7 separate regions of the Homo sapiens genome follow, and regions 2, 3, 4, 5, 6 and 7 are each linked to region 1. The links are chromatin contacts, found by Hi-C or POLR2A ChIA-PET in ENCODE. All regions are on one chromosome and are shown on one strand. The core of a region is the stretch at or near the end of the contact, and the rest is flanking DNA. Distances in the headings are between cores, read along the strand shown.

The links. Hi-C counts contacts between places; a loop is a spot of excess contacts on that map. ChIA-PET counts read pairs that join two places held with the same protein, here RNA polymerase II (POLR2A). Pooled maps may share reads with other maps.
Region 2: a pooled map shows a loop between it and region 1 (11-fold over the local background). The contact joins the promoter of POLR3B here to the promoter of SLC25A3 in region 1. A Hi-C loop is called at or near these places in 2 of 50 pooled maps.
Region 3: a loop to region 1 is called in a pooled map, with 6 times the contacts of the local background. The contact joins the promoter of TCP11L2 here to the promoter of SLC25A3 in region 1. A Hi-C loop is called at or near these places in 2 of 50 pooled maps.
Region 4: a loop to region 1 is called in a pooled map, with 23 times the contacts of the local background. The contact joins the promoter of SOCS2-AS1 here to the promoter of SLC25A3 in region 1. A Hi-C loop is called at or near these places in 6 of 50 pooled maps.
Region 5: a loop to region 1 is called in a pooled map, with 15 times the contacts of the local background. The contact joins the promoter of WASHC4 here to the promoter of SLC25A3 in region 1. A Hi-C loop is called at or near these places in 7 of 50 pooled maps.
Region 6: a loop to region 1 is called in a pooled map, with 9 times the contacts of the local background. The contact joins the promoter of BTG1 here to the promoter of SLC25A3 in region 1. A Hi-C loop is called at or near these places in 6 of 50 pooled maps. POLR2A ChIA-PET finds 5 or more read pairs at or near these places in 2 of 52 experiments (activated CD4-positive, alpha-beta T cell and endothelial cell of umbilical vein).
Region 7: a loop to region 1 is called in a pooled map, with 14 times the contacts of the local background. The contact joins the promoter of HCFC2 here to the promoter of SLC25A3 in region 1. A Hi-C loop is called at or near these places in 3 of 50 pooled maps.

Annotation. Positions count from the first base shown.
Region 1 is chr12:98,591,492-98,595,161 of GRCh38, reverse strand. It overlaps SLC25A3 (solute carrier family 25 member 3), which reads right to left and starts at 1,476. Exons shown (of 8, transcript NM_002635.4): 1 at 1,422-1,476; 2 at 1,027-1,187. The coding sequence starts at 1,183. RefSeq lists enhancers at 437-1,061, 1,385-1,484, 1,062-1,686, 1,735-1,954.
Region 2 is chr12:106,355,664-106,359,407 of GRCh38, reverse strand. POLR3B (RNA polymerase III subunit B) reads right to left here and starts at 1,660. Exons shown (of 28, transcript NM_018082.6): 1 at 1,457-1,660. The coding sequence starts at 1,528.
Region 3 is chr12:106,301,155-106,304,843 of GRCh38, reverse strand. It overlaps TCP11L2 (t-complex 11 like 2), which reads right to left and starts at 2,111. Exons shown (of 10, transcript NM_152772.3): 1 at 1,903-2,111. RefSeq lists enhancers at 2,044-2,183, 2,194-2,273, 1,448-2,333 and a silencer at 2,354-2,473.
Region 4 is chr12:93,569,271-93,573,096 of GRCh38, reverse strand. It overlaps SOCS2-AS1 (SOCS2 antisense RNA 1), which reads left to right and starts at 1,699. Exons shown (of 4, transcript NR_038263.1): 1 at 1,699-1,832. It overlaps SOCS2 (suppressor of cytokine signaling 2), which reads right to left and starts at 422. Exons shown (of 2, transcript NM_001270471.2): 1 at 61-422. The coding sequence starts at 199. RefSeq lists silencers at 976-1,285, 1,296-1,345, 1,706-1,985, 2,356-2,545, 2,606-2,655.
Region 5 is chr12:105,106,241-105,110,453 of GRCh38, reverse strand. WASHC4 (WASH complex subunit 4) reads right to left here and starts at 2,723. Exons shown (of 33, transcript NM_015275.3): 1 at 2,593-2,723. The coding sequence starts at 2,653. LOC414300 (a long non-coding RNA gene) reads left to right here and starts at 2,812. Exons shown (of 2, transcript NR_121211.1): 1 at 2,812-3,666. RefSeq lists enhancers at 457-616, 2,455-2,614 and silencers at 2,175-2,424, 2,635-2,914.
Region 6 is chr12:92,143,330-92,147,255 of GRCh38, reverse strand. BTG1 (BTG anti-proliferation factor 1) reads left to right here and starts at 1,410. Exons shown (of 2, transcript NM_001731.3): 1 at 1,410-1,868; 2 at 2,809-3,926. The coding sequence starts at 1,721. The coding sequence ends at 3,176. BTG1-DT (BTG1 divergent transcript) reads right to left here and starts at 1,171. Exons shown (of 3, transcript NR_135036.1): 1 at 1,013-1,171; 2 at 494-594. RefSeq lists enhancers at 759-1,058, 1,893-2,429, 2,389-2,438, 2,699-2,748, 2,769-3,008 and a silencer at 1,649-1,968.
Region 7 is chr12:104,061,871-104,065,884 of GRCh38, reverse strand. It overlaps HCFC2 (host cell factor C2), which reads right to left and starts at 1,354. Exons shown (of 15, transcript NM_013320.3): 1 at 1,162-1,354. The coding sequence starts at 1,324. It also overlaps a transcript of GLT8D2 not described here. RefSeq lists silencers at 978-1,117, 1,338-1,507, 1,489-1,658, 1,668-1,827, a cis regulatory region at 3,235 and an enhancer at 3,151-3,320.

The DNA.
Region 1 (3,670 bases), core at 227-2,726:
AACTTCAAATTATTAACCACTGGTAAGAGCACACTTCAGAGTACAAACGAAACTCAGAAAGATCACTCGACATGTAAAAGGCTTGCAAACAACTTCAAAGTTTATCCCAGCCACTAACCAATACTATCCCCACTTAAGAACTCCTGTAACATAAAAACGGATACGCACAAATTCCTGCAGTCAAATACATTTAATACACAAATAATGTTAGCTTTAACTTTTAAACTGAACGACAGATAGTGTAAATAAGGACTCTATCCATACTAAAGACAACAGAAGCACATGAATGATTTAAAGAAAAAAATCTTTCGATTTTACAGGCACAAGGTAGATAACATTCTTAGGACTCCTACAATTCGGTTTTCAGGTTTCTCTGTATGTACATACTTCACTAGGATTTAAAACACACACAACTAAGTTAAAGCTGGGCCCAACCACCAAGAATCCCAAGAGATAATCACACCAAAGGGACGCCCACCAATTATCTCCTTTCTATTGCCTATGTAGGGCTGCAAGCTGCCTCCTCCAGTCGCACGAAAACAGGACATCTAGTTATCTCATATACAATTAAGTGCAAAAATGACTGACCTGGCGTCGACAAATATAAAACTTAGGAAAGGACTATTTTTAAGAAAACTAAGGGCAAATCAAAGGACAGGTAATATAGTTAGTAGAACTGTGGGTGGTCAGTAGTTTCGGGAGGAGAGTTTACCCAGTACTTAGTTTGCTGACCAAGCGAGCTCACGGCGGAGAAAGAGCTAGTCACGGCCTCTCTTCCCTCGGGCACACGGAGGTCACGAAGGGACACAGGGCCTCAGCGCTTCCACGCCCTTGAGGGAAGGCCAAGGATCTGACACCCGCCTATGGTGGAAAAGGCCGATACCCCAGGGCAAGCAACTGGGCGCCGTCCTACGGTGCAGCGGGCTGGACTCGTCCTTCCCTGTCCTCCAAGCCGGGTCCAGGCCTCAAAGGCTGGGCGGCCCACAAGTAGACCACACGACTGTATTGGGCAGGGTCTGATCTCACCTTCCACGGCGGCGGCTGCCAGGTTGCGAGGGCGGCGGGGCTGGCCCGTGGGCCCTGGGGAGCTGCTGCGGAGGTCCCCGAGACCATCGTGCACCAGCTGCAGATGTGGCGTGTTGAAGGGGTTCGCCCGCGCCAGGTGCGCCACGGACGAGAACATCTTTCTAGGGGAGGAGGGAGCGACGGTTAGAGGACAGGCAAGGCGCCGGTTAACGTTACCGGCGCCCTGGAACCCCAACCGGGGCCTTTTCCTTCCCGTCTCCACGCCCTTGAAGAGGTCACGGCGGCCTTCGAAAGAGGCTGCTCCCGGCTGGGCCCACCGCCAAAGCAGCGGCCCCACAGGAGCTCTGGGCTCCGCTCCCCACACCCGCCACAGGAGAAGGCCCGGCCACACTCACTCCCTAAGATGGCGATCACACAACCACTCCCTTGGAAAGGTTGCGGCTCACAGAGGCCGGACGTCCTCCGGGTCCTAAGATGTGTGCCCTTCGCGCGTCGTCGGCGTGACGCACACAGCGCGCCACTGCAAGTACGCGTCGCCCATTGGTGGAGAAGAGCGCCGAGCCCGTAGCGTCATCGCGTTCTCCTAGCAACCTTATTCCCGCCCCTGCCCGCCCCAGCTCTTCCGCCCGGCTTGTGCGCGGGAGGATTCGTTCTGCGCAGGCGCGCGTTCCGGGTCTATATTTTTTGAGAGGGGTCGGGCTCGAGCTCTTACCCTGCTCGCTTTGTCCCTTCACCTTCAGGTGTCTCTCCTTGACCACGGGCTTCAGTTCGCTTCACTTAAGTGAATCACAGTATCTAGTAGTCACTTAAAAAACAAAACAAAACGCGAATGCTTGATAATATATTTAGGTGTTGGAGTTACAACATCACTGCAGTACTTTGTGTCACAACTTCTGCCATTACAGTACTTTTTAAAATAAGTTCCATCCATTGACATTAAACATAGGTATGTCTGTATTTTTCATCAGACTCCTGGAGAATATTTTAAAAAGAAATGTGCAGCAAGAAGTCTTACGACAGCTTGCCGCGTTATCACAGTAATCTACAGAACACGTTGAAACATTGAACTCCTGAGATGTTACAGCGATGAACTACTGAAAGTGACTGATAGCAGATTGTGCGTGTGTGTGGTTAATACATTTAGGAAGCTTTCATTAGATTCAGCTCAACAGGGAGGGGCGTAGTTTAGTTGGGGAGAGTTTAATAGGGATTCAACCTGTTAGACTTCTGACTCTTATATTTTCCAAGCTCTTGACAAAGTAACCTTGGGAATTTACTTCATCTCTGTGTACCTGTTCCCTAGATGTAAGATAGGGGTGGGACTGGCCTCATAGGTTCACACTGGTACAGTCACACATGGCCTTACACTTCATTTAATGCTCTGCTGTCATTTTGATTTTTTTTTTTTTTCTTTTGAGATGGAGTCTTGCTCTGTCGCCCAGGCTGGAGTGCAGTGGGGCGATCTCAGCTCACCGCAACCTCCGCCTCCCGGGTTCAAGCGATTCTCCTGTCTCAGCCCCCGGAGTAGCTGGGACTACAGGCGTGCACAACCACGCCCGGCTAAGTTTTCTATTTTTAGTAGAGACAGAGTTTCGTCACGTTGGCCAGTCTGGTCTCGAACTCCTGAGCTCAGGTGATCCGCCCACCTCGGCCTCCCAATGTGCTGGGATTACAGGCCTGAGCCACCATGCCCGGCTTGAAATTCTTAATACATGTATGAACAAGGGGCCACGCTTTTTTTAGTTTGCACTGGACCCTGCAAATCAGGTGTCTGGTTCTGGATGGGAGTAATACTTACCTTGCAGAGTCTATGAGAACTCAATGAGATAATGTCTAAAAGTCTACAGAAGATGTTACCTAAAAAAAGTTAGCATTGGCCGGGCGAGGTGGCTCACGCCTGTAATCCCAGCACTTTGGGAGGCCGAGGCGGGCAGATCACGGGGTCAGGAGATCGAGACCATCCTGGCTAACACGGTGAAACCCCGTCTCTACTAAAAATACAAAAAATTAGCCGGGCGAGGTGGCGGGCGCCTGTAGTCCCAGCTACTGAGGAGACTGAGGCAGGAGAATGGCGTGAACCCAGGAGGCAGAGCTTGCAGTGAGCCGAGATCATGCCACTGCACTCCAGCCTGGGCGACAGAGCAAGACTCCGTCTCAAAAAAAAAAAAAAACAAAAAAACAAAAGTTAGCATTGAGGCTGCGGCATCACGGCACTCTCTAAGCAACCCTATCCCAGACCCAGCCCTTCTGGCCCAACTAAAGTCCTACAGTCCCAGGAAGAATTCCAGAGTGGAGGGCACAGGAAGGGAAGTAGTGACAGATAAAGTTAAAAAAGTACACTAGCACCTGATTGTCCAGGGCCTCACATACCAGACTGAGGAGTCTGATCTTATGTAGACAGAGGTAGTCACTGAAGGGTCTGGACTTTCTCTCTCTCTTTTTTGGTTAATTCAACTTTATGGTGCTTTTCTAATTTAAAAATCCTTTGTCATGAAAAAGTCAAATATTATGTAAAAATATATGACTGTAGTGAATCTTCCTATTCCCTTCCCCCAGCACCGGGTAATACCGTGACCCTTTGCTGCACATTTTTTCAGCTGGAACAGCTGGTACCCTTCACCATGGGGCTGCACATGCTCGTGGC
Region 2 (3,744 bases), core at 411-2,910, 7.8 Mb before region 1:
GTCAGCCGAGATTACACCACTGCACTCCAGCCTGGGCGACAGAGCTAGACTCCGTCTCAAAAAAAAAAAAAAAAAATAGTTTTGCCTGATGATCAGCAGCCTATTGCATGCACTTATAGACTGAATCTGTTGGAACTGCTAATTCAACTTCCTTAACTTGTCAAACTATTATAAAGAGGTTTTGTTTTGTTTTCCTTGAGACAAGGTCTCAGTCACCCAGGCTGGAGTGCAGCAGCACAATTACGGCTCACTGCAGCCTCGACCTTCCAGGCTCAAGTGATCCTTCCACCTCAGCCTCCTGAGTTGCTGGGACAAGTGCACGCCACCACACCCAGCTAATTTTTGTATTATTTGTAGAAACAGGGTTTTGCCATGTCGCCCAAGCTGTTCTCAAACTCTTGAGCCCAAGTGATCCGCCCGCCTTGGCCTCCCAAACTACTGGTATTACAGGCCACCACGCCTAGCCAAGGAGGTTCTTATAATCCGATAGACTTACTGATCATGTCACTTTCCTGCTTAAACCCTTCAAAAGCTCTGCTCCAAGACAAAGTCCAAGCTCTGTCAGATGTTTATTGAAACTTTTCATAATCAAGACCCTTACTTAACCCTGTCTTTTATCTCTTCTCCTCTATTTTTCTTCACTCTAATACTACTGGATTTACTTTCCTTCCTCAAAAACATCCAATGGTCTTGCCGAGGAGGTTTCAAGTATCCTGTTCTCTTTCCCTGAAATCTCTCCTTTGCTATCTTCTCCGGCCACGTCTCCACTTCCCTATTCCACGTCAGTGTAGATTTTGAGGCTCAGAGAGATTACAAAATGTGCCTTATCAGATAACAAAATATGTCGACAGCCGCACTTCACTGGGCAGCTCGCTGTGGGGCAGCTGTCCTTAACTTCCGAGAAGCTGATGAAAGCTGTGGAGTCTCTCCCCCAGAAAACACACAGGCAAATTCTTTAGTAAATATTGAGGGCGTTTAAAATTCCCCTGCAACCCAAACTGGAACTTCAAGTTAAAAGGAAAGATGACTAGCTTGGAATTCAGACGATCTGGTTTTACCCCCACAGCCGGCTGTGGTGCCTCATGCAAATGGCCTGAGCTCCCTGGCCCCGTGTCCTCTGTAAGACTGCAAACATGCAATACGTCCCCCACAGTAAGTGCGAGGGTCAGTCCTCCCCACGCACACCTATGCTGGAAGAGCTCCAACCCTAGAGCCAGCAGCGGGGCTTCTCGGCCCCCGCAGCGGCTGACAGCTCCTCTGGGATCAGCCTTCACTCGCGCACGCGGAGGCCGGCTCTGGAAAAAAGACTCGCAAGCGCGACGCTCTGGGCATGCGCAGAAGCCCGGCGCATGCGCACAAACCGCCAGCCCGCCCCCTTGGCGGCCCGAGCACTCCGGGCAACGCCCCCTCAGGGCGCATCCTTGTCCCTGACGCTCCCTGCGTGCCTGGCACTGACCTCTACAGTCGGGATCGGCGCCGCCAGCTGCTCCGGAGTCAGGTTCCCAAACTCCTCCGCTAGCACGTCCATGCTGCTCACGAAGGAGGAAGAAACAGATAGAACCTCCGCGCCCGCCTTCCCTGCACCAAGCAAACTGCAAGACTCCCGGCGAACGGTGCGCGGAGGCCTAAACTGTCCCCGCCGTGCGTGTTAGCTAGAGACGCGGTAGAAAGGTTCCGCCCGCTCCCTGCCCGAATCTGCGGTGGAACCCGGATGTGGCCGAGGCCGAGTAAGGAAAGTACGCCCTCTGGTGTAGCTCGGAGGTCTGGCGCAGGGAATCCTAAGCCCCAGCTGTCAGGTTTCTTGCCAATTCTCTGGTAATTGAGACCAGCAAAACATAGTGGTTGTCATTTTAAAAGTAATCCGAAGAAAAGTGTAAACGCATAATTTACGCAACTTGAACCACTGAGGCAGAGAATTATTTAATGTAGTCCAAAATTCTATGCATTGTTTAGTATGGAAGAGCAGGAAACGTCCCAAATGCCTACCAATAGAAGATTGATTAAATAAATGATGGTACATGCGTGTAATGGAAGAGTGTTGAAAATTCTCAAAAGCACTAGATGGAAGATGTAGGAGTAAATACCCAGCGCATGGAGAAATTTAATATGAAAAGATGACATTTACGTTAGTAGGGGAAGGATGGCCTGTCCAGTAAATAATGTTTGAAGAGCTGATTACCCATTTGGGGAAAAAATACATGTAAGTGAATCTTTTGTGGATTAAATATTGAAATGTTAACAAAAACTTAGAAGAAAATGTAAGTGCAGATATTCATAACATTGAGATGTTGAAGACTTTCAAGACGGCAACAGTCAAATCATAAAGGATTTTATAATCTAAACACGATTTTATGATTCCACGGAAAATTTTTAATTTTCTGAACAGATTTTAAAAAATCACCAACAAATAGAATTAATAAAAAATAAATTGGCAGAAGACAAAGGGCTGGTCTCTCTAATTTAAAATGAGCTCATACAAATCAACAGAAAGAAAAATCCTATTAGAAAAAACAAGGCAAAATGCACCAATTAATTAATGGGTACGGAGTTTCGGTTTGGGAAGATGCAAAAGTTCTGTAAATGGAGAATGGTGATGGTTGCACAACAGTGTGAATGTATTTAATGCTGCTGACCTGTACATCATTTTAAAGGGTTAAAATGCTAAGTTTTATGTATATTTTACAACGATAAGAAAAGTTATGAAAATTTGTAAGTACATATATGCTTTCCAATTTCTCCCTCATAAAGGTAGAACCCTTGCACCAGGTTAATTATTCTTATTTACTAAAGAGCTACTTAAATTTCAGTACTTGTATTTTCTTTTTTTTTTTTTTTTTTTTTTTTTTTGAGACGGAGTCTCGCTCTGTCGCCCAGGTGGGACTGCGGACTGCAGTGGCGCAATCTCGGCTCACTGCAAGCTCCGCTTCCCGGGTTCACGCCATTCTCCTGCCTCAGCCTCCCGAGTAGCTGGGATTACAGGCGTGAGCCACCGCGCCCGGCCGTATTTTCTAAGTATTGCACTGATATCTGAAATACGAGAAGAATGGAAAAAACACCAAAAGTAGAATCAACCCTGCCTTTGAAGTTCTTACAATTTACTTATTACAGAGACAAGATACAACTTGTGTCTCATCATTGTGCATTACCAGATTGCAACCAATTTAGCATCTAGCCTAGAAGGGACTGTGAAAGTGATTTATAGATGGCAGAGGATCTCAAGGTTGGCTCAAGTGTGTTGGTTGTCTGTGCCAAAGTCTTCTTTGCTTTCCATTATCAAGGTGATTCTCCGACTTTAGGGTGTATCAGAATCACCTGGAGAGCTTGTTAAACTAATCTCAGCTTTCTGATTGGTAAATTGGGGCTGAAATTTTGCTTTTTTGGTGGGGGGCGGGGATGGAGTCTTACTCTGTCGTCCAGGCTGGAGTGCAGTAGTGCAATCTTAGCTCACTGTACCCTCCCAGGTTCAAGCGATTCTCCTGCCTCAGCCTCCCGAGTAGCTGGGATTACAGGCGCGTGCCACCATACTCAGGTAATTTTTGTATTTTTAGTAGAGACGGGGTTTCGCCATATTGGCCAGTTTGGGCTCAAACTCCTGACCTCAGGTGATCCGCCTGCCTCGGCTTCCCAAAGTGCTGGGATTTCAGGCGTGAGCCACCGCGCTGGCTGCAAATTTGCATTTTTTTTTTTTTTTTGAGACAGAGTCTCACTCTGTCACCCAGGCTGGAGTGCAGTGGCTCGGTCTTG
Region 3 (3,689 bases), core at 862-3,361, 7.7 Mb before region 1:
TTTATGCACCGCAAAATCCCTAGTTAGACCCCACGTATTAGCAAAAAGGTTAACTGCTTACAGTCATAAACATTTTGGAGTGAAATATTCAGATTACCCAGCAGGGCCTTGAGGAATTGAACCCATCCAGTTAAGGTTAGCTCACGCAAAAAAGAAATTTCAAGAAACTTCTAGTGTGTACCATCCTTCAACACTAGATCGAGGTCAGCTGCAAGGACAAGCCTTCACATATGTGTAGTAAAGGGAAGGGAGTCAGAGGACTAAGTCTGGGCTCTAAAGAAAAAAATTGCAGATGATGTGAAAAATTTCCATCTTCTGCAAAATGCTGCTTTAGAATCAGTCTTAAATAGCAGCACTAAAGTTATTCATCCACAGCAAAGCAAAAACCATAGAGCAGAGGGATAGGGGCCCATACCATTCATCTAGACAATACTGGTCTTCATCAAGTTAGAACCAACAAAGAGCTAGATAAAAGCCAACAAGCCAGTCACTGTCCACAAAGCAGATGTTCACGTTACACGTGGCATTACAGCATCAGGGAGAAGGATTCCTGGCACTTTTCACATTTGAAAGCACTCCTCCCACACTTGCTGGTCTGTTTTGTTTTAATACCTGTGCTTCCCCCTCTGGGGCCCTCAACCTCTCACAAAATGGCATTGAAGCTGCTTCCACACATGACTGGGTATCTTCGGCCCTGGGCCTCTTCAAATCAGGCAACTTCCACTGGCTGTCAGGGTGATGCATGAAATCCCTAGAGAAGAGAGGAAAAGGACCACGGCAGGGAGCCTCCTCAAGTGGGAACCACTGAGATTAACTCATTATCCGTTGGCAGGTAAGAAGAGCAAAGTCCCTGACTGGGCTGGTGACCATGGGTGCTGAGACACCCACTGGGGACAAGGACAACTTGTCCAGTTTCTTCACAGTTAAGGTAGCAGGACAACCATCTAAGATTTCCCAAACTTAAGTCGTTTGAGTGCCACTCTTCATGACTATTTCTACGTCTCCCTCCTTACCTTTACTATAATTTAGTAACCGCGTCTCTATCTTGACTAGATTTTTGCATTTAAATATATTTATTTTAAAAGGAAACTCTATCATTGTGAAACTGCTTACTTAATGGAACAGATTTTCTTAATAGTAACGAAAACAAGTAACTATGTTCATCCATATGCCACCTCAAATCATTGCTATTACCCCCAGTGGTGCCACCTACAGTAGCAGCTTTGGGAAGCACAAGCAACACCTGAGGGTTCAGCGTTCGAGCCCAGGCCCAATCGGCTTTTCTCCACCTCTTCCCCTTAACCAAAGGTCCCGGCAAGGGGACGCAGCAGCAGTCTGCACGACCTCACCCACGTCCTCTGGCCGCCCCTCCCCTCCAGCAGCACCAGGTTTCCTGTCAAAACAAACCCTTGGGGGAGGGGACGGCGGAGGCAGAGCTGAGTGCCGGGGAAACCACGGCAACAAATCCCAAACACACGCTGCCGGGCCCGCCCTGCCTCTACCCTGGCTCAGTTCCCTACTCCAGCCCGGCCGAGGAGTGTGGGGGAAGGGGGTGCCCTGGGCCCCTGATGGCGGGATGCCGCTGGTACCTGTCCAGCAGGATTTAAACAGCGGCGAAGCGGCCTCCGAGGCCCGAAGTCCGTGTCCACCCCGACACGCGGGGCGGCCACTCGGTGCCCCGCTCCCCGCTCCCACGCGGGACGGCAGTTCGAGGTCAAACAAGGGGACGCGGAGTGGGAAGACATGAACTAGGAGCCGAGCTTGATGGCCCCTGACCCCGCCTTCCCAGGATGGAGTTCCGAGATAGGGCAGGGGAGCCTTCGGGCTGCAGCGGTGTCCCCTCCGTTGGACCTGGCCGGTCACCTCCGAGCCGGCAACGCCTCCCCCGTGATGGATACGCACCGGGTCCAGCACGTAGACAAGAGGAGAACGGCGACGGAGTGACCCCGGGTCAGGGCTCTCTGGGCGTCCCCTCACCGAGCACAGCACAGTCACCTCGAAAACTCACCAGCCCAACAAACCCCCCCAGCCCCAGTGTCCCCCCCAACGCGGTATTTAAAGGGCCCTGAGGGACTCTAGGGAGGCAGCCACGGCGCGGCCATCACAAAACCGGATAGCGGGGGGACGACGGCGCGACGGGGCAAGGGGATCCAGGGCCCTTCAGTCTCCGAAAGCCGAGCGCTCACAGACTGAACCTATTAGAGAAACAGTCTTCGTCAGTTTGAACCAGAGAGGCCGAGAACAGCTCGGATGGGAGGGTGTTTCGGATGCGAGAGGGCACGGTTCCCCCGCGCGGCGAGTGGTGCGGTCCGGGCTGCCGGGGGCGGGGTGAGAAGTGTTTACGGAACTGAGGCCGCCGAGCCGACGGGAGCGCCCGGCGTTGGGGGCGGGGCCTGCCAGGGCACTGGGGGCGGGGCCGAGTGGGGGAGCGGGGGCTGAGCGGGGGCTGAGCGGGGGCTGAGCGGGGGCTGAGCGGGGGCTGAGCGGGGGCTGAGCGGGGGCTGAGCGGGGGCTGAGCGGGGGGAGCGGGGGCTGAGCGGGGCTCTGGGGAGGTGGGCGAAGCCGCGGGCCAAGCCTCCAGTGGAGTGCCGGACAGATCCCCTGGGCTTCCAGGCGCACTGGCGTGGACCACACTGCGAGCTCCCGGCCGCGCGTGGAACATTGAGTGCCCGCACACCCCTGTCTAGACGGGGCAATCGGAACTGGGTGCCCACCAACACACTGTCCACACTTACAGAGACAACCCAACCAACAACGCTGCTGGTGGGCTTTCCCACGCACGTCAGCCACTAACCGGGTCATCTCCAGTTGCGTCTACACCTCCACATAAACACGGGTCTAGATTTGCACCTGCACGGGACGATTAGCTCCTTGGAGTCACACCCATCCAGGCCCTCTGAAGACTTGGCGTGCGTGCAAAAGATAAAGCGTCTTACTTCCTCTAGGGTTCTTGGCAGCACCTATCTCCGGGAGAAGTTTCCACCTTGGTTAATGTAAATAACCAGTCCCAGGAGGGCTCTGTGCCGTCTGGCCTGCTGCTCAGCTCCTGCTGTGGGCGTGCTTGAGGGTGTAGAGAAACAAGCTTCCCCCAACTGTTCACATCAAAACTATGCCTTCTGCCAGGTGTAAATCGGTGCTGTATTACTTGGGAAATAGTTTCATGCAGGAACTACTTACATGAAGTTTGTATAGACTAAAGTATTTCTGTTTAGTGCCGAAATTATGTCTGGATTGTGGAGGCAGATTGGCCACCACCGTTCAAAAACAACAACAACAAACAACAGGCAACATTTTAAAGCAGGGTAGAAAGTCAGTTGTTCAGTGGTTACAACACAGACTCCTCTATGGTTCCAGTCCTGGCTCTGACATTCACTATCCATGAGATCTTGGTCTCTGGGGATAACAATGATAGCTATTTCCTTGGGTTATTTTGAGGATAAAGTGAAATAAAGCATGTGAAGTGCTTAGCAGGGTGCACAGTAAGCACTCTAAGTATTAGTTATTGAAATTCTTTGGCAAACCACTGTGGCCAAACTTAGCTGGTGATCTGTATAAATTTGTATCTGTGCCTCCTTTTGCCACTTTCCTCTCTTCTCCTAAAATATACAACCTAATAATACAGGTTAAGAGATTAAATAGAAGGTGCTGTCCCCACCTGAGTTCTTCCCTACAAACATGCTCTTATTTGT
Region 4 (3,826 bases), core at 450-2,949, 5.0 Mb after region 1:
TAGCTGCTTCCTTGGGGAGGCGCTCCCTCCCGCACGCGTCGCGGCCGATCGGCTCCCTACCTGTCTGACCGAGCTCCCGCAGGGCCTTCGCCAGACGCGCCGCCTGCGGGGATGGCTCCTCCGCCGACCCCGCGGTCCCCCACTGGCTCCGCGTCCCTTCCCCGCCATTCCCGGAGGGCTCAAGGCACCGCAGGGTCATGAGAGAAGGGTCACCGCGGCAAAGACAGGTGGCCGCCCGAGCTGGGGTCAGAGAAGGGTTCGCGTCCTTCCTTGAAGTCAGTGCGAATCCCAAAACGAGTCCCTGCGGGGTGTCCGAAATGGTGGCAGAGAGAGAAGGGATGGGGCTCTTTCTCCCCAGATCCTGGAGGACGGATGACAAAGTCCCTCGCAGCCGCGGTCACCCACTGATCGCCTACAAAGAGAAAGCGGGAGGTTGGGTCAGTCCAAACTGGACCCCTGCGGCTGGGGTGGGGGTGGGGAAATAGACGTGGAAAATCCCAGGGACTCCTCCGCCTCTACGTTCCTGCACCATTTAACCCCAAGCTTCCAGTTAGCGCCCTGGCCCAGCTCTAGAGAAAAGATAAAGAGAGCAGAGATCCAAGATAAAGTTGGCTGAAGAGGTGGGGGGCGGAGGTCAGGAGGAGGGTGAACAGGGTGTCTTCCCGCCCAGGGTCACTAGCTGAAATCAAAGACTGGCGACCTAGGAAGAGCAAATAGTCACCTGCAGATCCAGTGGGAATAGGCCCTTGTCAAGGACAAGTAGAAAAAATTAAAAAGGAAAGAACAGGAGAGATTCCCCAAATTGGCATTCCGGTCTCACACCTGGCGCAGCCCGAGGGCCCCCAGGAAGAAGCACCCACACAAACTTGGTTCTCCGCCCTAAAGCGCTGCGGGGCCCCGAGGCACCAACCCGGGGTGCGGAGGTGCGGGAGCTGCCGCATCTCCGCCCGGGAGGCTCCTCGCTCCCCTCCCCCCGCTTCCTGGTGCCCGCTCTGGCGGGGTTGGGGGTGCCGCGGCGGTCGCTCCCGGACCAGGATGGCTGCGGTGGTTCTCGCCGCCGCGGGCGCTGTCGAGGAATCGGCCCGAGCGCGCAGCCCTCGCGGGGCTCCGAGGCGAGGCCGGGGCCGAGCGGGCGGTCGCGAGCGCTGCGGAAAATGCAAACCACCAACGCCGCGCTCTTACCTCGACCTCGGCCGCGGCCGCCGCCGCCGCCTCCGCACCAGGCAGCCTCCTCAGCGGACATGGGGCGGGGGGGTGGGGGGAAAAGGGGAGGTGGGAGGGGCCCGGGAGAGGAGGGGCGTCTGCCCTTGTTTCCCCCGTTAACGTTTAATTTGGGAACGAGATGCCCGGGGATGCAACCAGCCCCGCGCTCGGAGGCGGCGGTCGGAGTTCCGTGCGCAGAGGGCACACAAAAGCCTCGAGGATCATTGCCTCGACCCCATCCCCCACCGCGCGGCGACGCCCCCTACGGGCTGGGACACCTCCACTCTCGGACTGCTGCCGGGTTTCCCTCCGGCTGCGACCCTGGAGGTGGGAAGGAGAGAGGGAGGGAGGGAGGAAGGAGCGAGGGCGGGAGGCAGGCCGGTGGGGAGGAGCGGGAGATCAGGTTATTAGGAGGATTATTAATTTGAATGGCAGTTTAGGGGAAATAAAAAAAAGAAACTCCAGACACTTCCAGACGCCGAGAAGGGGCTGGAGAAAGCAGGCAGCAACGCTAGGCCGCGGGGCAGAGCCGCGGTTCGGACTCTCTCTTCCCCGGCGCTCCGAGCTGCGGAAGCCCAGGCCGTCCGCCGCTCCCCGGCGCACGCGGCCGCGCCTCGCCGCCCTCCCCGGTAACTCTCCTCGGGGCGGAGCCTTCGGGCTTCCCCCACTACCGGTACCTGCCGCGGGCGCCCGAGCTGCGGGCACGGGGTATCCTGAGGCTGTGCACCCGGGACCCCGGCGCGCACTGTCCGCGGGCCACGCGGTGAGGGTGGCTGCGGGCGAGAGGGCTCATGCTTCAGGGGAAGCCCAAGGCCCGCCAGCCGCGGCGGCTGCGACGAGACTTGGCAAGAGTTAAACGTCGGTCCCAGGAGCAGCGAGTGCGCGCGACTTCCCAGACCGACGCGCCTCCCTTGCTCCCCGCCTCCCTCCCCAGTCAGCGCTCCGCTCGCGCCCCGCCCGGCTGCTGCGGAGGCGGCTTTCCAGGAACTTTCCAGGAATCGGCCTCACGTGACCGCGGGCCCCGCTACTGCTTTAAAGAGGCTCGGTCGCAATACACAGGCTTCAGGGAAGACCGGGTGAGAGCGCTCGGGTGCAGGGCGGGCGGTGTGCACGCCGGGGTCGGCCTGCCTCTGGCCCCACACCCCGGGGTGCTCGGGCGCAAGCTAGAGATCTCCCCGGCCACCGGCTACAGCCAACCCCGTTTCGGCGGCCGGAGCCTGCCCCCTACCCGGGCCAGCTGAGCGCCCGGGTTCAGGGAAGGATAGCGATCCTTGGCCCTTGGCCTGCCACGGGGGTGGGTTCCTCTAAACATCCCGGCGGCGCCCCCTCGATGCGACCCTCCTGGCCGCACTTTTGCGGGGGGTGGGCGTGCAGGAGCGACTGTGGGTCCTCGGAAACCAGACTCTCCGGCTCTAAGACACATCGATGGCGTGGGGACGCCGTGCTCGTCCCGGTGCCCACGGCCGGGGACCGGAGGCGGTCCCCTTGATCAGGTCCTGGAAGGCAGCGAGCGGGAGAGCAGCGCCTCCTTAAGCGGCGCCGGCCGTCCTTAGTCCCCTCCCCCTGGCGCTCCGGCTCCTTGTCACCCGCACCCACCCGGCTCCTCCCTTCCTCCTCCCCTCTGCTCCAACGTCTCCGGTAGACCCGGCGGCCCGCCCGGGTCACCTGCGCCGGCTGCTAAGGGGGCGCCCTTACCTGCGCGCCCGGAAGGGGCTTGGTGACTGGCCTCGGTTCCCTCAGTCCGGAGAGTGTCTCTGCCATTCCCTGCAGGGCTGACGCCCCAGGGCTGGGATTCGGAAGGATCTCGGCACCTCTACCCTACCTGGGATTCTCACCTCCAACCCCGTTGGAGGCCCCCTGGCCTTAGTGGAAACTCATCTCCTTGTCTGCGCACCCGCCCCCGAAATATGACCTACTTGAAATGTGACCTACTTTTTAAAAGAAACCCTTAACAATCACGGGAAAACCGGATCCAAAATTTCGATAAGCATTTTTCTTTGAAATACTATTCTATTGCATCACTGCTCGAAAGCTTGAAAGGTCAATGGCCACTTTTAGTTGAGGCCGCGGCTATGGGAAGTTGGGCGAGGAAGGGGGAGGGGTGGGAGGGAGGCGCGTCTTGCAAACTTTGCCTGGTGCCCCCCCTGCCGGCTCTGGGAGGAAACGGGAACCAGCTCCCAACCTTGGGGTCTGCAGCCGGGGACCAATGGTTTTCTCAATAATTTTCCTGCTTTTGAGTACATAATTCTATGCAGATGATAAGCAGATGAGTCGGGGAGGGGGGCATTTCCCAGCTAACAAAGAGCTTTGTTAACGCTGGAGCCGTGTGCCCTTAATCATGTTTCGTTTTTTAGAAAGAGCCTTTTATAGTGTGGGCGGAGCTAACTGAACCCTAGTTAAAATCCTCTACAAAGTAGTTGAATAATTTTGCACAAGGCACTTACCCTCTTTGGACCTCTGGCCCTTTTTATAACATGAAGGGCTAGATTCGGGTTCTGGGTGAGGGACTGGGATAAAGGAACAAATCAGATTCCATGTGAAGCCTGTGTACAGTCTGAGGCCCCAAGCCTTTTAAGAACCACTATGTCTACTAGGGTTAACTGCCCTCTAAATTGTCCTAATA
Region 5 (4,213 bases), core at 1,474-3,973, 6.5 Mb before region 1:
GGAATAAGCTGGATTTTAAAATATGCCTATTCGTCAAAGTATTTCACGTTACACATAAAAATTCATTACTTGTTCCCAAAGGTAACAAATTCAACTCCAACTCAGTTTCTTTTATTGATATGAATAACTTTATTCAACCTTTGTCTTCTAAAAAAGGTAAAAATTTGCTCTCCTCAAATTAGCAATGTGAAGCAAGTAAGAGAAAGTGTGTTCTGACTCATGCTGTATTAAAGTATAAAGACCTAGCCCCCACTCTCCTTTATTCTTCAACCACATAAAGTTTTAAATCCGGTGAATCCATTTAGTTCATTAAGGTTTCTGTCTTATTATAGCATTAATCTAGGCAATTTTGGAAAACAATTAGTCTAGATATGATTCACAGACCAAAAATTAATGAACGCCAAGCACAGGGAGGTGTTCTCTTCCCTACAGCTTACATATAAGACTGCCCAGATTCTCAGAACCCCAAATAGTTGTCTTATTCTCAACTACACAGGAAATGACCAGTCAAAGCTGCATTTGACCAGCAAATGACTTCTTAAAGACAATGCTAGGCCGGGCATGGTGGCTCACCCCAACACTTTAGGAGGCCAAGGCCGGTGGGTCGCTTGAGACCAGGAGTTCAACATGGCAAAACCTTGTCTCTATCCCAATTTAAAAAGAAAAAATCAGCCAGCTACTAAGGAGGCTGAGGTAGGAAGATCACCTGAGCTCAGCTGGTCGAGGCTGCAGTGAGCCGTGGCGATGCCACGGCACTGGGCGACAGAGTGAGACCTTGTCTCGAAAAAAAAAAAAAAAAAAAAAGACAATGCTAGAGAAACACCACGCCAATAAATCACTCCTTTAGTATGTTCAGGGATTCACAAACAGGAAACAGAAAACCTAAAATAACATTAAAAGTTCCTTGCTGACAATAAACGGTTGTAAAATTGGTGAAAGTTAAAATAACAAAAGTTGAGATAAGAACTACATGGTAATTTTTTAAGAGTAAAAATTCCAAAAACCTACTTAACATGCTCATCTTTGTCAACAGACTGCACTCCTTGTTTTATCTTTTTATCCCTAATATCTAGCACAGCCACTGGTTGTAGAAAATATCTGTTGAGTGAATCAGACCATTCTACTCCAGGCTGAACCATTTTCAAACTCAATTAACATAACTCTATTCCAATTTTTTTTGAAGATACCAGTTCGTCATCTTTGTCCATAAAACATATATGACAAGGTACAGTTCACTTTATAACAATACAGAATCCCCTCCACAAAAAAAAATTAAAAGATTTTGTCATTATCTCCAAGGTTAATTTTTATGCTGCATAAGAGCTAATACCTTATTATCACCCAGGCTAGAGTGCAATGGCGCGATCTCGGCTCACTGCAACCTCCGCCTGCCGGGTTCAAGCGATTCTCCTGCCTCAGCCTCCCAAGTAGCTGGAATTACAGGCGCTCGCCACCAAGCCCAGCTATTTATTTTTTAGTAGAGACGGGGTTTCACCATGTTAGCCAGGCTGGTCTTGAACTCCTGACCTCAGGAATGTTTTGTGAAAAACTGCAACCCATCCTGGATGTAGCTCACTCTTCTCTGAGAGACTTGTAAAACCTAATTCATCTAACATTGTAGGCATTAGTCTCTCTTCGTAAATCAAGCAAAATTCATCCGGAATTTTTAAAAGCAACGTTCCACCTTTTGGGAAAACTATGAGGGAAAAAAAAAATCACAAACAGCATGCTCCAATCTCTCTTAGATCACTTACACAGATTACTATGACCAAAGATAAGAAGCAGATTGCCAACTTGTATTTATTTCAAGTAGAGTTTCACTACAATTAATTTGGCCTCAATATTTTACTGAAAGAAACACAATTTGTTTATTTCGGGATAGACTTCTAAGTTAAAATCAGACAATTCGATCTTGTGAAGCAAAATTTGAAGATTTGCTGTAATTTTTGAAGCCTTTATAACTGCGATGGAAACTGCAGAACATCACTGAAAAATATCACTTAGCATAAATAAAAGGCCTGGAAAATGATAAAATGACATTCACGTGTTTATTTTCGCAGGGTGAAAAGTTCTTTTTTCGCTCCCTTCTACGGTTATAGCAACGCGATGGGAAAGACACCCAAACTTGCAAAAGTTGATTTGGGAGGAAAAGAAGAAAAACAGGAAACCGAAACAGGAACCCAGACATCAGCGTCCTCCAGAGCTGAACGCTCAGAATCTGGCGAAATCCCCAAGAGGCCAGAGACAGAAGCAGCCTGGGATCCCGGGGCCGCTGGGCCTCCCGGGCGCGCCCCGCCCAAGCCCCGGGGCAGCTGAAGGGGGACGCCGCTCCCCGCGGGGCACCGCAGGCTCCCCAGGAGAGTCTCCGCCTCACACGCCGAGCCCTGAACGGGCAGCCTGACCCGCCGTGGCTGGGACCCCAACCCCGAAAGTAACGCTGGAGAGCGCGTCCCTCGCACACCCCAAGGGCTCTGAAGTGTCCCGCACCAGACGGCTGCGCAGCCGTCCCTCTCGCAGGAGCGCTGCCCAGCCCAGAACAGCGGCGGGCCGAAGGAGCGTCCACCCGCAGCCCTCGCCCTGCAGCTCCCTTACTCTGCGAGCCGTCGTCAACGCGGTCAAACTCCCAGTCCGGGGACAGAGTCTCCACCGCCATCACCCCGGCGCCTCCCACAGACACAGCCCCAACCAGCCCGTGCGGCGACGACGGCCTCACCCCAGCTACTGTCACAGCACGTGACTTCCGGCCCCGGCCCCGCCTCCGCTCGCGAGGGCCGGCCGGGCTCGTTGCCCCTGCGACCGCGGGGGCCCCTGGGAAAGCGAGTCCTCCGCCGTGGCCGAAGGCGGCCGCCATGGCGCCGGCAGTGCCAGCGGGCGTCTTGCGACCCGGCTCGGGCTTCGCCACCATTCACTGTGCTTCTCAAGCCACTTCGGCACTCTAATTTCGCCCTGCTCTCTCTAGACGATTTTTAATACCTGGGAAAGTTACTCCCCAGTCTAACCTAAAAAGGTAGAATTGATGGGGTGGGGAATTAACAGGAAGGCATGATCCTCGAGGATAACGCTGACCAGGCGCTTCTTCCAACAAGCCTGTTTCCCTCTCTGTCGCCACCGTAGGAGTTCCTACAGCTCTCCCGCACATTCTGTACGGATTGTTTTTTAGTCAAGACGTTCTGTGCGAGAGGAGAAGTTACTTTATGAACACCCTAACAGGGGATCTTACGACCTCTTCCCCGCTCTCCACTCAGTCCTTTTAAAAACGCGAGGCAGGATGAAGAACGCTATTGAAGTACATTCTAAAATGATCCCACCTGCAATTTGGATTTTTGGAGAATCGGGATCGGTGTAAAATTCTACATGCATACACGTATTTGCACAAGAATATTTATAGCAACGTGGTTTTTAATAGGAAACTATCTAAATGTTCATTACAAGTGAATTACATAAAGCTCAATACATCCATACTACGAATCACTGAAGAGCTGCTAAAATAGATGAAATATATTTATAATGGCATGAACAACCGACACAAGACAGTTGCAGAGTAATGTGTATTTGTGATTACATTTATGTTTTTAAGTTATACAAACGCGTATGTGCCTACGTGTATGTAAATTCATAGGAAGACAAATCAGAGGACGGTGGTTACCTGGGGAAAAGCATGTGTTGGTGAGTAACAGGATTTTCAAGTTTTGATGTGTCTACTTATGTGTTTTGAATCCTTAACAATGAGAATTTATTAGGGTTTTACTCTTGTAATCTTAAAAAGTACCGAAAAGAACTAATCAATGTAGGCAAAAGGTCTATTGAAGAGCATTCTTCTGAGGTCATTGGATCTGCCCTGAGTTAAATGTTTATTGAGTGCCCACTGGGTACCAGGCACCAGGCTAGATGCAGAAACTATAAAACATGTAAGAAAATTGCTTTCTGACCCTATGGCAGACTTAGTGGGCATTTCAGAAAGAAAAAAAAAATCTTGAAAAGAACAGGCATCCTTAGGGTCTAATGGCTGACAAACTTTTTTCCTGTACTTTCTGTGTGACCATGAGTTTGACTTTCCTGGATTCTTAACATTTGCATTAAATCACTGTAATTAATCTCCCAGCAGCTCATTGTGATAAATTGAACTTACAAGTCAGAAAAATTTGAGTCTATAAATACACTAATCTATTAAAGTTAATAGATTAGTAGCAAGAGGCAGTGTCATGTAATAATT
Region 6 (3,926 bases), core at 161-2,660, 6.4 Mb after region 1:
TTTTTGCTTCATTTCTATATCCTTTAGCTCAGTATTAAAAAGAAAAAAAAAACACTCAAAGTGGTGTGTTTTGCAATATTGATGATCAACTAAGGTCGGGATATTTATTTCCATCTGGTAGAGTTCAACTTCTGCCTCCTGTTTGCTTTCTCCATCTGCCTGCCTCCCTTCATCTTTCTTTTTTTCTTTTCCCCCTTCTCCTTAATGGAGTTGGGGTTAACCCTGTCTTAGGCCTAATCGTTTTAGCAGGCTCCCGCCTTCCTGTTACACTGGTTTTTAAGGTTGTTTTTTTTTTTTTTTGGTAGGGTTTCAAATAAACTTGAATGTCTACACTTAATACTTTCACAAGCTTCAAATTCTTTTTATTTTATTTTTATAAAGAGCAGGACTCAGGCTAGGACGGCATTTGGACTAGGTAAAAAAGAAAATCTTCAGTTTTGTGCACACAAGTTTTAAAATACATTGTACAGATTTTTTTTTTTTGGATACACACCACTCTTTACAGGATCCGCGTTATATCTGCTTTCAGTAACTGGCTCTCCTGTCCGCATCCAGTAAGGTTTCCACTCTTCTCTCCGTTGACTGCTGAAGTTACTGAAACAGCAACCACAAATGGCCTTACTAACCTACTTATTTTGCAATTAAACTTTTAAAAGATATCCCCCTACTCCTCCCCTAGGGTGGAACAGAAATGGCTCCGCGGCGTTGGCAGCTCGTCTGCGAGGGGACCCTGGCTCCCCGAGGCTGCAGTCCTTTTTCTTGGACAGAACGCCCCGCAGGACCGTTCCCTCCACTTTCCCCCGCACTAAGGCAGCGCACCGCCAGCACACACAGCGCTGGCGCCCGCATCGCGCCGCACCACACGCGTCTCCGGCTTGAGGAGCCAGTCACCGAGACCCGGAGCGGGAACGAGATGTAAACACGGAGTGGGGACATGCAGCCCGATCTGAGAAGGCGGCGTGAAGAGTAGACACAGCCTGCGCCAGGCGGTTCTTATTTACCCAGCACTTACACTCCAGGGCAAGCGGGCCCAGGCAGCGCACTCTTGGAGAAGGATGCACTGGCGCAGAGCCTGGACCTGCTGAAGCGGGAAGGAGGAGCTAGGGCTGGGGGCGGAGCTTTCACACGCGCACCCTCTGTTCCCTCCCTCCCTCCCTCGACACAAGCAACTGGGTCTCCAGCCGCCACTCCGGGTTTATTTGTTTACAAGCGGATTACGTCAGCTCCTCCCTCTCTTCCCTATCTCTGGACCCGCCTCCTGAACTCTTTTCCCGCCCCTTTCGGCTCCGAACCGGCTTGCGTCACAATGGTGCGATATTCGGATTGGCTGGAGTCGGCCATCACGCTCCAGCTACGCCACTTCCTTTTCGTGGCACTATAAAGGGTGCTGCACGGCGCTTGCATCTCTTCGCCTCTCGGAGCTGGAAATGCAGCTATTGAGATCTTCGAATGCTGCGGAGCTGGAGGCGGAGGCAGCTGGGGAGGTCCGAGCGATGTGACCAGGCCGCCATCGCTCGTCTCTTCCTCTCTCCTGCCGCCTCCTGTCTCGAAAATAACTTTTTTAGTCTAAAGAAAGAAAGACAAAAGTAGTCGTCCGCCCCTCACGCCCTCTCTTCCTCTCAGCCTTCCGCCCGGTGAGGAAGCCCGGGGTGGCTGCTCCGCCGTCGGGGCCGCGCCGCCGAGCCCCAGCCGCCCCGGGCCGCCCCCGCACGCCGCCCCCATGCATCCCTTCTACACCCGGGCCGCCACCATGATAGGCGAGATCGCCGCCGCCGTGTCCTTCATCTCCAAGTTTCTCCGCACCAAGGGGCTCACGAGCGAGCGACAGCTGCAGACCTTCAGCCAGAGCCTGCAGGAGCTGCTGGCAGGTGAGCAGGGCGAGGGCGTCGGAGGGACGCGGGCCCCACATCCCTGGGTCAGAGTCCGGCCGTCGGGGCTGCGGGAACCTCGGCAGCGCCCCGGGGCCGGTCGCGCTTGGGCCCCGCCGCGGGACCGGTGTGGTTGCGCTGGGTGGCCGCTAACAGCGGTTCCCCGCGAGGCTTTAGGGGCTGGACGGAGGGCGCCCCCTTCCCCCCAGCTGGCAAAACGGAGAGGAGAAGACAACACGCACAACAAAGAAACTTAAGCCCACCGAGGCGGGAGCTGCGGTCCGAGGACCGTCGGCGGATTTGGGGACAAAGGAGCCGTGGGGCTGGGGTGGGTTCGACGTCCCCTTTCCTCAGCCCCCTCCAACCGTTGCGTGGTCGGCGGCCCAGCCCCGGGGTGGGAAGCTGCGCCGCTGCCCCGGAGCCAGCTCAGAACGGACGTGCCGTCTCCCCGCGCCTCCTGCCCCTGCCCATTAATCATCGGATTTGTCACCGGCACAATTAACAGCCCTGCCCAGAGCGTGGTTTAGGGTTGCTTGTTTTTCTTCCCTTCGGGGTTAACAGTCCGGTGGCGCTTCTCATCTCCAAAGCCATCAACTCCATTGTGTGCATCTGGGGTGGGGTGGAGAAAGTAAACAGTTTCTCGCCTGGCCATAGGTGCCAGTGGCTTCCCGACTGGCCGAGGCTGCGCGCCTGATTCCTGTTTTGGCGGCTCAACCGGTTGGTTCCTGGAGATTGTTTTGTCCGGTACTACTGTGTTATTTCTAAAACCCTGCCCGCTTTTTCCATCCCCGCACATGCACAACAACGGATGCAATCCTGGACATTTTAAAAAGTTGATAGTTTTCATTTTCGCTCCTCAAAGGAGCCTGGGGTAGGAGGAATCCGCAGTGGGAGCTAACGATCCTAAGCGTTGTTTCTCTGTTCTTCTTTTCTTCTATAGAACATTATAAACATCACTGGTTCCCAGAAAAGCCATGCAAGGGATCGGGTTACCGTTGTATTCGCATCAACCATAAAATGGATCCTCTGATTGGACAGGCAGCACAGCGGATTGGACTGAGCAGTCAGGAGCTGTTCAGGCTTCTCCCAAGTGAACTCACACTCTGGGTTGACCCCTATGAAGTGTCCTACAGAATTGGAGAGGATGGCTCCATCTGTGTGCTGTATGAAGCCTCACCAGCAGGAGGTAGCACTCAAAACAGCACCAACGTGCAAATGGTAGACAGCCGAATCAGCTGTAAGGAGGAACTTCTCTTGGGCAGAACGAGCCCTTCCAAAAACTACAATATGATGACTGTATCAGGTTAAGATATAGTCTGTGGATGGATCATCTGATGATGATGGATAAATTTGATTTTTGCTTTGGGTGGGCTCCTCTTGGGGATGGATTATGGAATTTAAACCATGTCACAGCTGTGAAGATCTGGCACAAGATAGAATGGTAAAAAAAAAAAAAATTTTAAGTGACAGTGCCATAGTTTGGACAGTACCTTTCAATGATTAATTTTAATAGCCTGTGAGTCCAAGTAAATGATCACTTTATTTGCTAGGGAGGGAAGTCCTAGGGTGGTTTCAGTTTCTCCCAGACATACCTAAATTTTTACATCAATCCTTTTAAAGAAAATCTGTATTTCAAAGAATCTTTCTCTGCAGTAAATCTCGCAGGGGAATTTGCACTATTACACTTGAAAGTTGTTATTGTTAACCTTTTCGGCAGCTTTTAATAGGAAAGTTAAACGTTTTAAACATGGTAGTACTGGAAATTTTACAAGACTTTTACCTAGCACTTAAATATGTATAAATGTACATAAAGACAAACTAGTAAGCATGACCTGGGGAAATGGTCAGACCTTGTATTGTGTTTTTGGCCTTGAAAGTAGCAAGTGACCAGAATCTGCCATGGCAACAGGCTTTAAAAAAGACCCTTAAAAAGACACTGTCTCAACTGTGGTGTTAGCACCAGCCAGCTCTCTGTACATTTGCTAGCTTGTAGTTTTCTAAGACTGAGTAAACTTCTTATTTTTAGAAAGTGGAGGTCTGGTTTGTAACTTTCCTTGT
Region 7 (4,014 bases), core at 105-2,604, 5.5 Mb before region 1:
GGTCGAGAGTGCTGCTGTTGAAAAACCCTGATCTGTATCATTTAATTCTTACAAAACGCCCTGCTGGGTGAGTATAAAAATCTCTATTTTACAACTGAAAATTGTGAGGCTTAAAAAGGTTTGGTAACTTTAGCGCTGATCCTGGGCAACCGGCAGAGCAAGATTCAAATCAGGTCTAATTTGTTCCAAAGCCAGGGATTTTACACTAAGACCAAAGTGTCAGTAACTTTTTACCTTCATATGCTGGGGCGCTGGGAGGAGGAGAGGGTGAAAAAAATAAAACTTCTCAGACTCCACTATTTTGTTAACCTTCAAATTATTCCTGTGATTAAGTTGTTTGATCAAAGAAAAGTTATCGGTCATGAAGTAGACCCAAAATTCCATCACTGTCTTTACACCAAACAGATTTCTTGTGACAGCCTGAGCATTTACAAGGGGAAAAAAAAATTAAATCCAGTTTCCTTTCTATTCCACAGAGGTCCTCAAAGATAGGGGCTCCCTGCCCAGGGGCACTTGTGATCTGCAGTGGTGCTCAAGTTATGACAGTCCTCTTTCCGAGGGCCAGTCCAGAAGGGCGTCCACACCGAGTATGCAGACACAAGGCCGCCTCACCACGTCCCCGCCGCTTTAGAGCGCGGCTCACGGAGGGGCTCTTGACCGTTACCTGCCAAACACCGGGTTGTATTTGAGGCGAGAGTGCCAGAAGGCCTCTCGTTTTCCCTCCTCACCCCCTAGATGGTCTTCCTCCTAAGGAAGGAAGGCAGGCAAAGACGGGAAAGGCCCTAAGGAACTTTGGTTTGGAGTGGGTTTTGTTTTTTGACAGAGGCGAGATTTCGGGGAGTGGCCCAGGCGGTTGGACATGGTCTTCTGTCGCCTGCGTCCGCCTGTCGGGCTGGGGTGGGGGCGTCCGGGATCCCCCGCCTGAAGGCCGGTGCGCCCCGCTCGGGGTCCGTTGCGCCCCAAGGGCCCCGGAGATCCTGAGCTGCGGTCCGGGACAGAGCTGCCGGACCCGGGCTGCCCGGCTGAGCCGCGCTCCCCGCCGCCCGCCCAAGGAAGCAGTGACCGGGCGGTGACAGCTGTCAGGGCCGCGGCCGCCGCCTCGCCTCCCCTCCCCCTCCGCAGCTCCAGCAGGCGGGGCCGACGAGCCGCCGCCGCGCCTACCCGTGTTGTAGACGTGCAGCTCATCCGCGATGCCCTCATTTCCCCCTCCAAAGATGATCATCAGCTCCCGGATGGCCACCGCTCGGTGTCCGTGCCGGGCGCGGGGGACCGGCCCCGTGAAGGAAGAAACTCGCCTCCAGTTGAGGAGGCTGGGAGCCGCCATCTTCCCAACCCCCGCCCCTCTGCCCACAATGCACCGCTCCCGCCTCAACCGGCTGCTCCCTGGGGAGGGCGGGGACCCGCCTCCAGCTGTGCTGGGGTCACGTGGCCGCGGGCGCCGGCGGCCAGGCTGGAGGCCCGCGGGCAGTGGAGAGACGCTGGGGAAGGGGGGTCCTGACAGGGGAGCCCCGCCCCCACCCCAGGCGACTTGGCCAGCGGCCACCCGGAGCAACGCACCTTAGGGTGGAAGGACGCTTCCCACTGACCACGTCTCCCATCCCCACCCAGAGCCTCCCGTTCGGTATTTTGGGAAGAAGCCACAGCATCTTCCTTTACGTCCACTTTAATTGAGCATCTAGGATGTGTGGGCGAGGCAGTCTCACAAGCAACGTGAGAGAAGCTCGGGTAGAGGTTCGAAGAGCTGGGAGCGCAGGGCGGGGACCTCGCACGGGAGGGTGCGGGCGGGAGCCTGCCTCGCGAGCCCGGGCCACGGCGGCTGCTCCCGACCGTGACTGGGACCCGGGCAGGGAAGGTCGCTACAAAGCCTGCCGGGCGAACCGAAGGCAGCTTTGTGCGGAGCCATGCCAGGAAGCTTGGGAACCGTGAGCCACAAGAGGTATTTTTGGTTTGTTTGGCTTAAGCAGAGGAGAGATGGTTTTCTAGGTTTCTGTTTCATTGCTAGCTAACAAGTGAGGGCTGTCCACAGCCTGGCATGCCCTAAGTGCCTCATGTGTATTAACTCATGTAATCCATCCAGCAATCCAGTGTGGTGGCTCCTGTTATCTCCCTTTCATGGACGGGGAAATGAGGCACAGTGCAGTAAGGTAATTTTCTGATGGACACAAAGGAGAGGTGTTGAAAAAAAAGACTGGGGCCAGGATTCCAACACAGGGCTTCTGATTCCAGAACCCCCAAGCCCTTATATCATATACCATACTGCCTCTGATAGCAGTCATATCCAACCATTATACCATACTGCCTCTGGTAGCAGTCATACGCAACTCTTTATTTTTATTTATTTATTTTAGATAGGGTCTGGCTCTGTTGCCGGAATGCAGTGGCGCGATCAGAGCTCACTGCAAGCTCGAGCTCCTGGGCTCCAGTGATCCTCCTGCCTTGGCCTCCCAAAGTGCTGGAACTACAGGCATGAGCCACCGCACCCAGCCAATGCAACACTTAATAAGGCCTAGCTGCCCTGTGATTTGGTCCTACACATAATCACACAAGTCCATTAGGAATAAAACTGCACTGCATATGGGATTCATGCCAAATGAGTAGATTTTAGCCACTCTTGCCACAGAGACACAAAAAGGGTTGGTGGTAACTATATGAGATGATGGATATGTTAATATGCTTCACTATAGTAACCTTGTGACTGCCTGTTTCAGCTGTCCCCAACCTTTTTGGCACTAGGGACCGGTTTCATGGAAGACAATTTTTCCACGGACTTGGCAGGGGAGTGGGTGGTATGGACTTGGCAAGGGGATGGGGGCTATGGTTTTGGCATGAAACTGTTCCACCTCAGATCATCAGGCATAAGATTCTCATAGGGAGTACACAATTTAGATCCCTCCTATGGGCAGTTCACAGTAGGGTTCGAGCTCCTATGAGAATCTAATGCGCGGTTGATCTGACAGGAGGCAGAGCTCAGGAAGGTCATGGGGGTTCCGAACAGGCCGAGGACTGGTTGCTGGGGACTGGGGACCCCTGGTCTATATGATATCAACTTCATATTGTATATCTTAAATATCCACAATACAAGTTATTTTTTAAAATTTTAATTGAAAAAGGACTGGGCATGGTGACTCACACCTGTAATCCCAGCACTTTTGGAGGCTGAGACAGAAGGATCCACTGATCCCAGGAGTTTGAGACCAGCTCGGTCAAGATGGTGAGATCCCATCTCTATTTTTATTAAAGAGAGATAAATAAGAGATACAAGTCCAGTGGAAGAAAAAATTGAAAGCAATTTAAATCCCTACCTCAGATTCTCAAGAGGTACTCAAAGGAGAACACAGACACTGTATAGTAAATTTCCTAAAACTCTTTTTTCCTCTTATTTTACCATTTTCAATTTCTCTTATATGCCTCATTCACCCAACTCCCTTAAACCTCAGCATGCTTCTCCACCTTCTCATCTATCTAAGCTTTTTTTGAGAGATAACTCTCTATGTTTTAAAAAGGAATTCTCAGGACGGGTGCGGTGGCTCACACCTGTAATCCCAGCACTTTGAGAGGCCGAGGAGGGCAGATTACCTGAGGTCAGGAGTTCGAGACCAGCCTGGCCAACATGGTGAAACCCATCTCTACCAAAAATACAAAAATTAGCCGGGCGTGGTGGTGCATGCCTGTAATCCCAGCTACTTGGGAGGCTGAGGTAGGAGAATCACTTGAACCTGGGAGGCAGAGGTTGCAGTGAGCCAAGATGGTGCCATTGCACTCCAGCCTGGGCAACAAGAACAAAACTCAGTCTAAAAAACAAACAAACAAACAAAAACCCCAAAAGGAATTCTCACTATTTTTTTTAGCTTCTGCTTCTTAAATTCTCCCTCTCACTGAGTATTAACCCATTTTTTTTTTTTTTTTTGAGATGGAGTTTTGCTCTTGTTGCCCAGGCTGGGGTGTAATGGCGCCGATATTGGCTCACTGCAACCTCCACCTCCTAGGTTCAAGCAATTCTCCTGCCTCAGCCTC